Linked DNA regions of Mus musculus: region 1 is linked to region 2. Evidence: chromatin loops called from intact Hi-C (ENCODE). Cell type or tissue: heart. All regions are shown on one strand. Each heading gives the region's core, and the rest is flanking DNA. Links, peaks and the distances in the headings are about the cores only. Region 1 has its middle 7.4 kb from the start of Tmigd1. Region 2 holds the start of Cpd (carboxypeptidase D).

Region 1 (8,332 bases), core at 108-8,107, 49 kb after region 2:
GACCAAACTCAGGTCATCAGACGTGGTGGCAGGTACCTTTACTATCTTCTTAACTCTTTAAAACAAACAAACAAACAAACAAACAAACAAACAAAGCCTTCTACATGCTAGGCCAATGCTCTATGCTAAGCTATGTATCCAGGCCTTGGGCTGAGGGCATATACATTTTCCAGATGCCTCTGAGCTCTGCTTAATGCAGTGCTGAAAACTGAACCCAGAACGCCATGCATGAGGAAATGCTCTACCACTGAATTGCAGCCCCAACCCTAACACTTGACCATAATTTAATAAACTAGCAAGGGTCCCGTCTATCACCTTCCATCTGCTCTTTCTTGAGAGGTGCCAGCCCACGAATGTCTCTAGTCCACACTCCATTCCCACTGGCCATTGTTGTAAAATGTCTCCTCTAATTATGCAGAGGAACTCTGGCCCAGAAGTGATCCCTGTGGGATGTTCAGTGTAGAGTGGAAGGGCGTGGACTCTTGAGTCAGGCGGATTGGCTCAGAAATCAAAAATCTTAATCTTAAGACTCCAGAGATATCATCTGTAGTTGTGGTAGAAGAAACAAAGGCATAAACGGCATCGCAGAGAACTAATAAACCTTGGCAGAACCTTGAAGCAGTTGGAGACCTAAGATGGAAATGTGGTCTCACGAAGCTGAAGGCCAATGAGTAAGTCAAAAAGCGATTAGGCCTGGAAGCGAAGCTTAGAGCACTGGGTTCAAACCTCAGCACAGATGGGAGGGGAGAGTGTGGTTTCAACAGATATTAACCATGTGCTAACCACTGTTCTAGACATAAGTATACCACGGAAACCAAATGAAGTGACTGTACTCATTATTGCAGTAATCCACCTTGAAGATAGTGACCTATAGAGTGAAGTTAAGAATCTTACACAGAGATGCTTTGGCGGACAGGTTTAGAAGAAGGGAGCTGCAGACAGAAGCATGTCAGGGTTTTTTTCTTATAAGTCTTGTTGTGCAACTTGACTTAAAGTTTTAAAATTTTAAATCAACTATTTTTGAGCTGTATGGTGGGATTTTGTTTTGTTTTGTTTTGTTTTTTTAGTTTACTGAGACAGGGTGTCACTACGTCACTCAGACTGGCTTTGAACATAAGATCCTCTTGTCTAAACCTCCAATTACAGTGGGGATTACAGAGGTGTACCCTTATAGCCAGCACTGTTCCCCTATCCTCCTGGTGTGTGTGTGTGTGTGTGTGTGTGTGTGTGTGTGTGTGTGTGTGTGATGACTTATTTGCATATGCTAGTCAAATATTGTACCACTGAATACCTCTAGTACCTCAAATTATGTATTATGGCAGTACTCGGCAGGAAGTGGGCATGTGGGTGGCCATTTCCTCCTGCCTATTTTCCCATGTTTTATCTTGAAGCTAATGGTCTTCATGCTGAGATAGCCATCATTGGGGCTGGCCTGAGCAGACCAGGTGACTTCTCTTTGCCTGCTCCTGATACAAAGATGCTCAGGTAAAACTCCTCAGTGCCCTAGAGGGACAGGATGTGGGGACTCCGCAAGAACTTTGAGCTCTTTGGAAGAACACTAGTCAGGACATGGGGTGGAGCTTGGTAGATGATGTGCCAATCAGGGCTGAGGCCAATGCAGCCGTCTCTACCATTGCAAAGGAGCCTAGACAGCAAATTATGACCCAGTTTCCATTTGAATGATACTGTGTTAGTCAGTGGTGGTCTCTATATTAACTCACTTGTGCAAAGACAGGGTAATTCGCTATCCTGACTGGATTATTGCCACAGAAGGTTTTGCACGTAGGGCACGTAGTCCCTAGGTCAAGGGCACCCTCCAAAAATGATACAAGGGCAATTACAGATTATAAAGGAAAGAAATTGGATAACTATCTGGGATCTGGATGTAATAAGGAGGGAAGTACTTAAAATGTCTGCGTAACAGAACAAGGAAGCTTGCTGACTGTAATGGGGAGCACATGCAGATGCTCTCTGTGTGCCCATGCATAGACAAATACGGAGACTGCTGGCAGTTTGGGTGCTAGGTGTGCTAGAGGTGGCACAACAATCTGGTAAATGTCTGACAGTTCTGGAGAGGAGGGCCTGGATTTGTGGTGGTTTCCAGTTTCGATTATATAAATACTTTCACCTTGGCCAATTTTAAGTCCCTGATTAAAATCACTGGATGTGGAGTTGGGAGAGAAGCAGGCAGTTCTGAGCAGTGTCTTTCAGCTGCTGGGACCAGTCGGGTTCCACCACTGTGGTTCATTTAAAAACCAGAGAGCCCCTTGGTTCCTCATGTCATCTGCCCCTAGCCTTGTGCATATTGCTTGAACTTTGATCCCTGAACCCATCACGGCTCCCAAACAGAACTGTCCATCTTGTTATGGAATGGTACCAAGAGCCATGGCTGCCTTGCCAGATATCCTAGGTCTCTCCAGAGGCGGACAAAGTGTTGAAGGCCCAAGGACAAAGGAAGTAAAGACAGAAAAGGTGAGACAGGTGTTTATTGAAGCTGTAGCAGAGAGCACCCTGTTAGGGGTGGAGTCTCCAAAGCTGGCAGACCATTTAGTGGACTCTGGGCCTCTGGACCCTCTTTTGAACCCGCTCTTTTTTCTTTCACTTCCTCCTTGGCTCAGGGAGACACTGGAGTCAAGTGAGGCAGCCTCCAGCTGTTATGTGGGAATGTTATCTCTTCCTCTCTCCCCATAGTGCCCTATTCCCCACAAACTCCTCACAGAACCAGGTCCATTTGCCCATTGCACTGTATACCAAATTCGAAAATGACTAGTTTTGCAAAAGGAAATTATTGGCAAGGCAGCCAAGCTCTTGAACTCAGATCTCAAATCCCGTGGGATGGGATTTGGGGCATTTTGTGACCTCAGGTGTTGGGAAAGGTAAATGGAGGTTAACCAAGGACTGATAGATACCGGAACTACAAGCAGGTCGCTTCCTGGTTTATCATTTATCCCTTTGCAAAGTTCACAGCTTAGGGAGTCTATAACTTTCCTTCTGGAGGTTTTCCCCCCTCCTTCTTTCAAAATCGACACAATGGTTGGCAAGACTATTGTTTATTCAGGAAACAGCTAACAGGATGGGGCAGGCCTGTCTGTAAAGATTCAGGCAAACTGCTGCCAGCCACAGGAACCTTCAGGCCAGCAGGAGGAGGACTCCCTCACCTCTGATGGCCCCATAATTCATCAGCCCTTGGCAGTGAAGTAGCTGCTGGGGTCTTTGGCCCTTGAATGAACCCTCGACCCCCACAGGAAGCCCCTCCCTTGTTAGTCTTGGGGCGGGTACTTCCCTTTGGAACCCCTGGCCTCCTTTTCCTCTCCCTTTCAAACCTCTGTACTGGAGCCAGTGGGGGCTAAAGCCAGGACCCGTGGGGCTTGATGCTTCTAATGGAGAGGCCCCTTTAAGGAAAAGAGTACCAGATTCCAAACATTTAGTGATTAATGGCGAGGGCCTTTAAAGAGGTCTGTGCAAATGATAGTACCTGAAGCTGAGGCTCCATTAGCTTGCGCCAGTCAGTTCTGAGGCCGGACCACTGAGAAGGAAAGTAGACTTTGCAGGTGAGGCAGTTGGTGGACCGTCTTGTTTGGGGGTGCCACCACCACTTCCTCTCCCTTTTTGGATGAGGAAGTCTTAGAATTCTCTTTCCATTTCAGTCATCCACACGGATAATAGAAGGCATTGTCCTAAGGGACTCATGTCATCCTGCATTGCTCTCTCTGTATCCCAGCCTCTTCCCCCTCAAGTCCCCATCTTTCCTTCCCCATCTCCTTCCCACTTATCCCTTCCCCGCTGGATCAGAGTAGGCCAGTCCTGTCAGTAACTGGCCTGTGAGGATGGATCTCAACCCTAGCTCCAGAACATTGTGGGTGCGAAGTGACCCCTAGTGGTCACTCACAAAGGTCACCTACTTTGGTTCTTAACCTTGTCTTCAAATGCAGGAAGAGTATGGAGACTGGAGCAGGTTTGGAGTTTGAAGCTAGTCTGAGTTACATAGCGAGATCCTGTGTCAACGATAAGATAAAGGGACCAGGGAGATGCATGGGTGGGTGAAGGGCTTGATACACAACTGTGAGGGCCTAAGTCTAGATTCCAGTGCCCAGGTCAAAACCAGATGTGTCAGAGTGCACCCAAGGGATGTGTGGGGTGAGGAGAAAGGTATATCTGGGGGCTCGTTGACCAGCTAATCTAGCCAAAATTGTGAGCTCTAGATTCATTAAGAAATGCTGACTCAAAAAACAGGGCAAAGCTTGGTGTAGTGATACACGCATTTCATCCCAGTCCTGGGGAGTCAGACACAGATGGGTCTTTATGAGTTAGAGGTCAGCCTGGTCTATACAGTGAGTTCTAGGCCAGCCATGGCTACATAGGGAGACCTTATCTTAAAAACGAAACAAAGTAACAGGTGAAGTGTAACAGAGAAAGATACCAGATATTGACACATAGTCTCAACACATGCACGTACATGTGTATGCATACAAGCATATATCACAGACACACACATACACACAGAGGGGAAAAAGATAAAATCAGAATGGCACCGTTACTACTATGCTATGAACTGGAGGGAGGAGATTTGGTCAGGGCACAGATATCTTGGGAACATGTATAGTTGGGTTTCTGGGTTACCAGTATTTTTGTTTTCTGGTCTGGTTTTGCTGTTTTTTTGTTTTTATATTGGAGATAAAACCTAGACTTTATGCATGCTAGGGGAGCAATCGATCCACCAGGGAGCCACGCCCTTTCTTAGTTTTGTCCTCTTTAACTCAAGGCCCATTAAACCTACCATCCTTGCCTGTGAAATGGCAACTACCATGGATACCTTTTAAGTGGAAGCAAGGAAGGAATGGGTCAGCAAGAGACAGGTACCCAGTAAAAGCCAGTTCTCAGCCACACTTCAGATTCAAAATTCATAGAGGGAAAGAGGAAGAAAGTGATGGGATGGATGGGAGGAACTGATTTTGGTTTTGGTATAGTAAACTGGAGGGTAAGATGATGTCTAAGTCTGTTCATCTCAGGTTGAGAGGCCATCTCCGTAGGAAAATGTACATACCACACCACACACACACACACACACACACGCACACATGTTGTTGTTAGTTATTTAATAACTATTAGTTCTTAGTGTGACCCATCGAGCCCCCCAATAACTCAGGCAGAGTCTTATCAACTTATTTAATCAGCTTTAGCAGAGTTACTGAGTGGTGATTACCCCTAAGCGATTTTTCTATGCTAAGCTGGCTGTTTTCCAGCTGTCCTCAGGGTGTGCGTCTCTCAGCCATGTGATCCTGGTCCATCCCATCTCCATCCTGGACCTCCCACTCTCTCCATCTTCTCTCCCTCTCCCTCTCCCCCTCCTACTCCCCCTCCCCCTTCCTCTTCCCTTCCCCCTCCTGGTCACTACCTGAGATCCCCAGCCTGGAACTGAAGCCCCATCTACCTCTATTCTCCCCATTAAGTAGCTATCAGTTGCTTTTGTAATTTTTTTTAATTAAAACAAATCTTTTTAACTTTTTATGTTTGTTTATTTGTTTTTTGAGATGGGGGTTTCTCTGTGTAGCCCTGGCTGTCCTGGAACTCACTCTGTAGACCAGGCTGGCTTCGAACTCAGAAATCTGCCTGCCTCTGCCTCCCAAGTGCTGGGATTAAAGGCATTGGGCCACCACTGCCCAGCCTTAAAATTTATTTTTAATGATGGTTCTTAAACGTTTTAACCTCTCTTTTAGCCCATCACCCACCAGAGATAGTGGAAAAGACAGGATGGGGGGTGTTAGTGGACTTGTTTAGAGATGGTTCTTTGAAGCAACTCCCATCTATGCTGTCAGGATATTGGCAGTGTTGTTCATGGGTCAATAGCAGCAGCTTGATTCATTCACAAACACTTTATGGGCTATACCAGCAGTCTAGTTCAGTCGAGTTGGGATTGTAAACACAAATCAGCAGCGGTGGCATTCCTAGTAGAGACAGCCGGCCGGGCCTCAGCCTGGAAACAAGTTAATAGGAGGGACCAGCAGGAATGCCAAGATAAGTTCCCAGCTGTGCCTCTCTCATCGAAGTGAAGATCAGTGAAGATCATCAAGTGTTGTACAGCTAGCTCTATTAAGCAAGCCAAGCTCAGCCTCAGCTCAGAGTCTTGCTTCAGCTGACATCACACCGCCAATCAGCCAGAGTCCTTGGAAGCGACAAGGCACACCACCCAAAGTTTTTTGGTGCATTTCTCTCTATGAAGTCCTGACAAATGGAGCTCAAATACAGGACCAATACATATCTGTCGTTAGCGAAGAATCTTTTCGCGTGCTTGCTTTAGCAGAACATCCTTTCACTTGTGACTGCTTCAACAAAATGTTTCTTCACGAGTCCCTGCCTTAGCCTTTCACCTGTGTCCACTTCAGGAAAACACTCCTTCACGCGTTTACCCCAGCAAAGCACTATCCAACACAACTGACTCTCCAAAGAACCCTTAAGTTTCTACCTCACACTTTTATTTAACCAGTCAGAGAATAAAAATGAGCAAAGTTTACACAACATCATCTTTGTGTATGTGAGAATGTGTTTGTCTGGACTGCAACCAGATCTTGGGGGCCAGTGTTAAGTATCTGAATACATAGCAGTACCAGACCGACCTGAACACACATACACACAGAGAGGGAGAGACTCTCTGTCTGTCTGTCTGTCTGTCTGTCTTTCTGTCTCTCTCTCTCTCTCTCTCTCACACACACACATACACACACACACACTCACAGCATACAGATTTGGCAGCTTTCCCAATGCTCTGGGCTATTTTATAGTAGTTCAGGAAGTCACATTAAGAGCCTAGCTACATTTGCATTTTGGAGAAACAATGTTTTGTTTTTTGTTTTTTTTTTAAGTGTTGGTGTATTTATAGCCAAGTGTTACTTTCTCATGACCTACCACATTAATCATAGTACTGGACATATCTGCGTTTACAAAGTATTATTTACCTAAAGTTTATATCCAGTGTGTGGGGGTGTTCTATATTTTCACTTGCTAATTCTGGAAACCTGAGACAGGGATTTGGGGGTGGGGCTTAAAGATTTATTTACTTTTATTTTATGTGTATGAGTGTTTTGCCTTCATGTATGTATGTGTACCATGTACATGCCTGGTGCTCACAGAGGCCAAAAGAGGGCAATGGATTCATTAGAACTGAAATTACAGACAATTATAAGCCACCATGTGGGCGCTGTGTACTGAATGCCCATCTTCTGAAAGAGTAACGAATGCTCTTAAAAGCTGAACATCCCTCTAGCCTCACGTCTCTGTTTCATGCTTTCGTTGTTGTTTGTTATTGGTCCTAGGGCATGAATCAAGCATATTCTCTAATAGCACTGAGCTACAGCTCTGTGGCAATTCAAGTCTTGATTCCAGGGCTAAAGTTTTTGGTGATGAGCAATCTAATAACAGGGAATGGGAAGTTGCTTAAGCTAGAAATTCTGGAGGCCACGTGACTTTTTTTAAACAGGGGATTAAGCCAGGGCCTCCAGGGAGGCAAACACTCTCCTATTGACTTGCATCTTACTTTCATTTTCAGACAGGGCTTTGCTAACTTGCCTAAGCATTCAAGGCTGGCCTTGAACTCACTGTGCCACCCAGACTGGCCTCAAACTTCCAATTCACCTGCCTCAGTCTCGAATAGCTGGAATCTTAGGTGTACATCACATCTGTGAATCACCTAAAGCAGTTTAGAGGGCACTGGTGGATTCTGGGAGGAAGAATTGACCCTGTGGGGGCCTGCAGTGGTCCAAAAGCTGCTCTGAGATCACTAGGGTGTGACAGCCGGAGTCCTCCCTTTTCTTTCATTCTATAACCTCCAGTTGTATTCTCAGTGACTTGTTTGGGCAGCCCTCCTAGTTTGTGACCCTGTTGTTGTATACAAACAGTTCAGCCCAAGGTACATAGTCCCTTCCTGGGCTGGGCACCTAACAAGCATCTCTAATTTGTGCTGAATTGAATGTCCTGCTGTCTCTTCCTTTCTTCAGCTCATGCCTCTTGCGTGACTGACTTGCAGTGCTAGATCCTTCCCTTTGATAAGGGATTTTACTTCGTCTCTGTGATCCAGACCTAGTTCCATAGTCCATAGCTCTCGAGATTCGAAAGCTACTGAGTCGCTATAGCACAGCCACCTGAGAGGCTTATTAAGACTCCAGAGTCTCTTCAGAGCTGATGAAGGAACGGTACCTAGATATGTTCCTGAGTGTGTGTGTATGTGAGTGTGCATGTGTGAGTGGGGGTGTGATGTATTTGTTCATGTGAGTGCGATGTGTGTATACGTGCTAAGTTCATGCTTTAGTGCCTATAAGCCACACTTCTGCCCACTCCA
Region 2 (8,332 bases), core at 59-8,058:
CTAAACATTTCTCTCTATATGCTTGAAAGAAAACTAAAATTATCATATGTGTAATCTGAAAGGCTACTTTAGGCATGATCAGTACTTTAGGCATCTCTGAGGTAGACAATGAATGTTGTTTATAACAGAAGGAAAAACTTAGCCAGTGATGATAAAGGAGATGAGTTTAAAATGAATACAGTTTTCATTAGTGCCTGTCCAGACACCAGAGAACGACCTTTGTTGTAAATGTCTCCCAGAGCTGTTCTTCAACAGTAATGTGATCAGAAGTTATTGCCTCTAAATCCCCATTTCTATCTCATCTATAAAATGTGAATATTCAACCCGCCTCTCAGAATTATTACATCTATTAAAACCAACACATGATCAGAACTCCACACTAGCTCCTCATTTCTTTGGAGCTCTCTAGCATCCTGGTCAGTTTCAGTCCGCTTCTGACTGCCTCTGCCCCTCCTTGAGTGACAGAACAACCTGGGAACAACAAAGGCTGTCACAGCGAGCTTTCGGATTCCACCTAGCTACTGTATTAACCATTTACGTTCTGGTTGTATTTCTAAAATAACTCAAGATTTTTTTTCCTCCATTTACTTTGGGAAAACTATAAAAAGGCTCTCCCAGTTCAGGCACTTCACTTAGCAGCAAGCATTTTTAAAGTATTAACTATGAGCTGGATACTACTGCAGGCATTAAAGTACATACGAGCAACAACAGAAAAGCCCTGAATATTCTGTGTAAGTAGGGTGTGCTACTTCACATATTTTAGGTTAAGGCTCTACTAAATGAGAGATCCTTTTGTTCAACACTGTTGCAATACTTCTCAGAAACATCATAAAGAGGACCTGATGTTTCAACCACTCTTACAACCAAGTAAGGTTAGTAATCTATGAGAGTAATTAAATGTGATTCTCTGTATTCTAATTACATAGTTTTAAGATACAATGTCACTCTTCTGGGGACAATGTCAAAACAAAGCAATACCTGTCACAGTAGCTGTAAGGCTACTCTTTAGTATCTTTGTCAAAGAGCGATCATTTGCAATCTTATTTGAAAGATGTTTTAAGATTTCCACTCAAATCCTCAAGTGTTTGACTTCAGTATCATAAGATTTAAAGAAGTCGCTAAATATACCATATTAAAAATAATAATCTTTATAGATTTTAAAAATTAACTTTGAAATTAACTTTATTATATTCTTCCTATAGCCCTATAAACAACCTCTTTAAAAATGGAGAATTTGATATTTGGATAACAATAAAGACTCGAAAATACTATACATCATATACAATATCCCTCAAAAATAATCTGAATTAGCCGGGCGTGGTGGCACACGCCTTTAATCCCAGCACTCGGGAGGCAGAGGCAGGTGAATTTCTGAGTTCGAGGCCACTCTGGGCTACAGAATGAGTTCCAGGACAGCCAGGACAATACAGAGAAACCCTGACTCCAAAAAAAAACAAAAAACAAAAAACAAAAACAAAAAAGAAAAAAGAAAAAAATCTGTATCCACACCCAACATGATGATAACATTCTTTATTAAGTATAGCAAAGGTTGGGATGTAGGTCAATGGTAGAATGCTTTCCAGGCCCCGAGGCTCAACCCTCATAAACCAAAGAAATGTCTTAAGAGTTTTTCTCTCTTTTCTCCCTCATCCCTCACCTTTCAGTTCAGGGCCCCACGTAGATGAGGAAGGCACTCCACTACTGAACTATAAATGTCAGCATGGAAAAACTTCATATGCACTGGGAGGAGGTGGTGGACACCTTTAATTCCAGCTCTTGAGAGGTAGGTTTCTCTGAGCATAAGGCTTGCCAGCCAAGGCCACACAGAGAAACCCTGTCAAGAAGAGAGAGAGACAGACAGAGAGAGAGAGAGAGAGAGGAAGAAAGAGAGAGAGAGAGACAGAGAGAGCAAGAAAGAGAGAGAGAGAGAGAGAGAAGGAAGGAGTTGGATGAAAGGAATATCAGGACGTCGCTGAAACAACTTACTTCACAAAACACATTTAAAAGTATAGTTTTCTCACATAGACTAATGTCTGTGTTTTTCTTTTTAATATCCCTTTTTAATATTTGGAAGAGTTAAGCAGAGAGTGAATTTTTGCCTTGAGACTATCAGTATCACCCCAGGAAAATTCTTCACATTTGGCCACAACAGAACAACCAAAGATAAAGTCCCTGCAAGAGGTGTTATGGGACATTTTTAAACACCCAAGCAATGCAAACAGTGCAGGTGATACAGTTTCTCAAAAAAAAAAAAAGCCCTAGCTGGCAATGGCAAGCACCTTTAATTCCAGCAGAGGCACAAGTATCTCTGTGAATTTGAGGCCAGCCACCCGGTCTACCTGGTGAATTTCAGGCCAGCCAAGTCTATATAGTGAGACCCTGTTTCAAAACAACAACGAAAAGTAAAATAAAAAGGCCTGCTTGTCGTAGCACCTGACAGTTTAAGGGCCATATCAAAATCAAACTTGTGCAGATGTTCAGAAGTCTAACATGGTCAGGGAGAGGAAACTGTCCTACAACATCTAAACAGGATAAGCATCTACAGGGGACCTTCTACACACTAGTAAAGTCAAAGGCAGATGACTAAAACCATCTGGAACGATCATAATGTCCACAATTTTCTAGATTTCATAATATATGACTGACATCTTACAAAAGACATCACTTCAGGAGGGCTGTATGTAGCTCAGTTGGTACAGTACTTGTTAGCATGCATGATGCCCTGGGTTCAACCCCAGGCACGGCATAAAGCAAGGCTGGTGGCACATGCCTGTAATCTCAGCTACGGCAAAAGTAGGAAGATCAGGAGCTCAGGTCATACCTGGCTACATAGCCTGTCTGTAGCCAGTCTGGGCTACATAAGAAATGATTCCAAGTCTCACAGAGAAACGTCTTTCTTCATCTTTACCTTCAGCTCATCTGCCAGTCAAAAAAACCTTCAACTCATGATACAAAGATCCCAACTACCGCCCTCAAAAGCCTTACGAAGATACACATAGGGAATATGCTGGCACAGCTGGTGCTCTAGAAAGGAAAGAGGTACAGGTTTACTTCAGACAAGAAGACTCTATCTGGAGTAAGTACCATCTTCCTCCATTCCTCCTTCCTCTTACTATTCATCTCTGAAGAGTTAGATCATAGCCCCTCTCCAAGAGATATGTTTGCAGCTCATGCACATTTTGTCATGGGGCACAGTTTCTGTCAAGTTTTAACTGAGTAAACCTCTCATATGTAGTTATAACAGCTCTTGTTACATACTAGGTTTTGAAGGTCCTCATACTTCTACTTTTTACCTTTTAAAACCCCACGCGGGCTGGAGAGCTGGCTCAGCCCGTTAAAGGCTAGGCTCACAACCAAAAATATAAAACCCCACAGGGTGCTTAAATGTTACCGATGTCAATGTCTGGCTGTACTACCGCAGTAAGAAAGAGTACAGCTGGCATCAGAAATGAAGCAGTTCTGATCTGTGGGGGTTTCCCCTTATTCCATACTCCCCTAAGCAAAATCAGAAGTAAAGGCAGGAGAATGGGTTTCTATCCAGTAGCAGAGGAAGTGACTGGGGGTGTCGTTTGCTATTTCTGAACTACATTCTGTCTCCCTGGCAGTGGAGCACTGAGTAACCAGGCTTAGATTCCCCGATGTTAGTCAACCAGTCTGCCCTTCAATTTCCCCGTATGCAAAACAAGAGTACCAGTGGTGTCTAGAGGATATGAGTGGTGTCTAGGTCGCCCGGTTGTGGTCAACATCGAGTGACATAATGCAGTCGCAGAAAGTGCTTGCCACAGTGCTTCTAGTGACAAGCTTAGCTACATACATAATGAAGGTGCTAACTTAGGAATCCTTAAAATCCGTACCCGTTGCTCATATACGATGGTCTTTCAAAAATAGGGATAGAATGGGAGGGGGGAAAAAGCCCCCCGGCTTGCCCTGCACAAATGACAGCCACAAGCAGGCTTCTTTACAGTTAGCAAGAGGAAGAGGTACTGCAACCTGGCCTCCGTTCCAGTTACTGGGTGTCACTCTCCACACCGACTGCCCCCGACCCCTTAGGCTGGCAAGCACTGTTTGGGCGCCTGCTGGCTGTCAAAATAAGCCTCCTGGCCTCGAAGGCTCACGTGGGACCGAAAGCAGTCAGGCAACGCTTACTTGTTCCTGCGGATCCAGTCGATGAGGGCGCGCACCTCCGGCACCTCATCCAGGGAAGGTGGCTCGCCGGTGCTGAACTGGTCAGGGAAGCTGCGGTTGAGGTCGCGGCCTCGGCTGTTGTCACGGCCGCTGGTCCCAGGCGGGCCGCTGTCGCCGAGGCCGCAGTCACCCTCGCGGGCACGTTCGAAGCCATCCGGGTTCAGGCTGGGCAGCAAATACACGTCGGTGGTGTTGAGCAGGCGGACCAGGCGCGGGTCCCCGCGGCGGTAGCCCGACGCCAGCTCGCGGGCCAGGTAGACCAACACCTGGCGTGACACCGTCTCGTCGCCGTGCATGTTACCCACCAGCTTCACCTGCGGCCGGCCGGGCAGCAGCGGCCCCGCGGCGTCCAGCCCCGCGGCGGCGGTGGGCGGCGGCCCCAGGCCCGCTGTGAGGCGCAGCACCCACAGCGGCCGGCCCTCCACCGAGCTGCCGATGCTGAAGAGACGCGCCAGGCCGGGTGGCCCCGCGGCCGCCGCCGCTTCCAGCGCCTCGCCCAGCGCCGCTTCGTGGTAGTAGTGGTCAAACTGGCCCTCGGCCGCCTCGGAGCCGCCAACGGTTGTCGTGGTCGCCTCAGCCTTCTTGATGTGCGCCGCCTGGGCCGAGCTCCTCAGTAGCAGCAGCAGCAGCAGCAGCGGTGGCGGCGGCAGCAGACGCAGGCGTCCCAGCCGCCAGGGCGGCCGCTCATCCCGGCCGCTCGCCATCTTCCAGCAACGCCGCTAATACCGCTCCGCTCCAGCGGCTCCACACTCCGGGAGGCGGCAGCCCGCCGGATCCCCTCCGCGCCTAGCAACCCCATCCCGCCTTCCAGCCTTAGCCAATCGTAGCCTTGAATGCTTGGGTGTCACTCTAGGGGGCGGGGCTTTCCTTAAAGCGGACGATTTTCCCTCTGGGCGTGTCTCCACTCCAGTCCTTAGGGACTTTAGTCGCTTTCCTTTCCTCCACTAAGGTTCTACCCTCTGTCTTCCCGCCTCCCTATTTCCTCTTCTACTTCTCTCGTTTTGTTTTGTTTTGTTTTGTTTTGTTTTGTTTTTTGCTCAGTCTCTTCTTTATGGCTTCTCCTCTGAAATTCTCTGAGAGCTTTTACTAGCCCCCTTCTTCGTTGCAGCATTTCTTAGCTACGCTTTAATGCTTTAGAGTCAGTAATCAAAAGAATCGAAAGGTTCCAAAGATTAAAGGACTCTTGAGAAAATCAGGAAGTTAGAAAGAATCTTAATCTCCTTGGAGAATCAAAGACCTCCTTAGTCCCATCTCCTTTGCACCTTCCTCCCCGCCCCCCCCCCATCCCCCTTGATCGGTTCTGCCTGGGCTTGAGCCCATCTGCCTACATGCAGTTGAAGAGAATGAGACACCTCATAAAGCAATCAATTCTATTTTTGATTTGTCGCGTGACTAGGTATCTCCTTTATTAAGTGGAAACTTCCATAGTAGGCGCCCTCTGTCTTAATGTGGTCTTAATTGGCCATTCAAAAGTGTTGGATTGTAACTATCTTCTTTGTGTGCTGGTCTCTGCTCTCACTGAGGAGATATCGTTTTTTAGTGACCTTACCCTCCTCTCACACTTCTTTTGAGTAGGAGCATCTAGATCACCTCTATACAGCCATAGCTATAGTTTTGGAATGCTGTCTTTAAGAGATAGATTTGCCATGTCTAGAAATACCTGCTTGGCAAGTGTACTTCCCCCAAGGTATTTGGGTAAGTCCAGAAAAACCTAACCTTCCAAGTAAAGTTTAATCACGTTAGCTTGAAGAAATTTGAAGTTTGGCAATCCTTTTATCAAGCGTGAAATTCTAACCCATCTAATGACATAATTGTGATAACCATTATCATTCCCTTCTTTCGGTGCTGGATGGTTCGAGTTTCTGAACTCTAATTGAATCTTCATAGAGCCCGTGGAATTCACTGATTACTGAGTATTTATTGAGTAATTGGTGTCTGTCAAAGCTAGAAGCTGGGAAGCAAGGCATTGCTTGCATAGTTAGAGATCCAATGCAGGGATGAACAATGCAATACATCTGTGGGGACATTCCTGAGGAAAACCTCATTCAGTCTGAGGAGAAGGCAACCAAGAAGCTAGGGAAGAAGCCAAGATGGGAGTGAAGAATTCTGGATAGAAGGAGGAGCATGCACGGGAGGTTGGAAAGTTTACGAGCAGAGCCTAGGTGTTCTAGAATTGTTTGTAGGTTCAGGTTACTGGTGAAGGGGATCACAGAGGTATCAATAAAGAGCCAAGGATGGGTTTGAAGCTAATTTAGAAAAATCTCCCCCTGGCAGTAACTTGAAGAACAGAATAGGCAATCTTAAACATGAGGCCAAGAGACCCACAAGAAGCACATAATCCAAGAAGGTACTGAGTCCTTGAACAAGGATGGAGCTGGTGGAAATGGAAAGAAATGGCTGGAAATGACTTTAGGGGTGAAATGGGACAGTTCCTGCGGACCCAGAGAGAGGATGGCAGGCTGGCTCCAAATTGAACATTGCCATGGTAACAAGCAGTGCTGTGTGAAACTATTCCTGCAGAGACATGAACAAATGTCTGCTCACCACAGATATGGAACCAATGACAGACCAAAGCAAGGATACTACTAAAATTCAACTTGGTGAATCAATGAATTTTATTGATGTTACTTACAGGAATATGAGTCAGGGGTTGCTTACAGGAGCAGAAATCACTCAAAGACAATAGCTGCATCGCCAAAAGCCCACTCCACATGGGCGATGGCTCATAAACTGGAAAACTGGAGGGCACTACATAACTTGCAGGCAGTACAACAGGTTGATAGTGCATCTAGCAGTCAATTCAGTTGGCTTCAGCATCCTCTAGACAGGTGGTCTCTGCATCCTCCCAGAGCCTCTTCTAGGTACCTCAGCAGATCTGAGAGTGTGTCTTAGTAGTCTTTACTGCTTATATGCTTAGAGAGGGAGGAGTCTAGTGAATCTGGTCAGTTTCAGGGACTTCCTGAAGAGGCTGAAGTGTTTACTTCTGGGGCTAATGAAGCTTTCCAGCAAGATGGAAAGCTTCCCCTCCTCCTTTAGCATTCTGTACCTTAACATGTGACCCTCCGAGATAGAAGGTTTTGATCTTGGAGGAAATTGCTACAGAACACACAACCACTCTAGTTTTGAGAATACTTCTTCTTTTTGTCCCATTAGTCGAGGCTGTATGCTGCACAAGGGCTGTAACTCATCTGAAATAAAGCCCCAGCTCCATGCAGAGAGACCCTCTTCTCCTCTGGGAGTACTTCATCATTACACTGTGCAGTTTTGCAATCACCCAAATGGAAAGAGCCCAGGGGACATATTAACCTCTAATCAAATATTTCCTTCTCTATCATTTTCTATCATTCTTTGGACGGCCTTGGCAGGGCTGCTTCACCTAGGAAGGGTGGCTGAAACACAAATAAACAAGCATCAGTGGAATAATGGTATGTAACTTGAGTCAGTGCCCTCCCTGGCATCCTTAGGCCTCCCACAGTGCAGACCTGGGCTCTGAAAGGACTGGAGCCTTCTTCCTTCCAAGTACAACTTGGCTCTGTCATGAAACCCAAAGCTGCAGACCAGGTCACGGCTCAGTGAAGGGGCATAGAGGGGAGGAGGGCTGGCTTTGTAGTTACCCACAGCTGAATGCTGCCCTCTGTTCCAGAAGCCTGGGAGCTTGTGGCAGGTGTCCTTTTCCTACTCTGCCTCCCACAAAAGCAAAGCCTTGGCTCACAAATAACAAACTTGGAGTGGCTTCTTTTTTCACAGTAGCTGAGTGGTAAAAATCTGGATTTTTAAAAAACAGGGTAGAAGCTTGTGGATAGCCAGCCTATTCCATAACTACTTTCTTCAAAAAGATTTGTGCATAATTAAAACAGAATGATTATACACTTGTAAACGTCTCGTTGTCTGGCATAACACCTACACACTTATAAACTTAATATGGCAAGCATTTATGGAGCACAAAGGCTATTGAAATTTCTGCCTTATGAGTTTAAGAGAATTGGAAGATGAATGGGGAAGATTTGTTTTCTCTCAGAAGCAGAAGCTACTGAGAGACCAGAAAACATAGATATAACACATTATGAAGGCATTCATTCCATCAGGGCAAGGCTATAGCATACACTGTTGCAACAACACGGGTGGACTCACAGTCTGAAGAGGTAGG

The links. A loop is a pair of places that touch in the nucleus more often than their neighbours do. Peaks named below come from ENCODE experiments on the same cell type or tissue, not always from the same donor. Only the 100,000 strongest peaks of a DNase experiment are listed, where the experiment ranks them.
Region 1: a loop joins it to region 2, with 3.0 times the contacts of the local background. A loop is called at or near these places in 10 of 42 quality-filtered maps.

The regions. Positions count from the first base shown.
Region 1 is chr11:76,890,594-76,898,925 of GRCm38, forward strand. It overlaps a transcript of Tmigd1 not described here. Among named protein-coding and RNA genes, the nearest start is that of Tmigd1, 7.4 kb to the right of the region's middle. In heart, for the core only: CTCF peaks have their summits at 3,119 (motif pointing right) and 3,881 (motif pointing left); DNase peaks (open chromatin) are centred at 3,158 and 3,818; H3K27ac peaks cover 1,435 bases.
Region 2 is chr11:76,842,078-76,850,409 of GRCm38, forward strand. It overlaps Cpd (carboxypeptidase D), which reads right to left and starts at 4,931. Exons shown (of 21, transcript NM_007754.2): 1 at 4,147-4,931. The coding sequence starts at 4,889. In heart, for the core only: a CTCF peak has its summit at 4,863; DNase peaks (open chromatin) are centred at 3,684, 4,154 and 4,994; H3K4me3 peaks cover 3,888 bases; H3K27ac peaks cover 2,638 bases.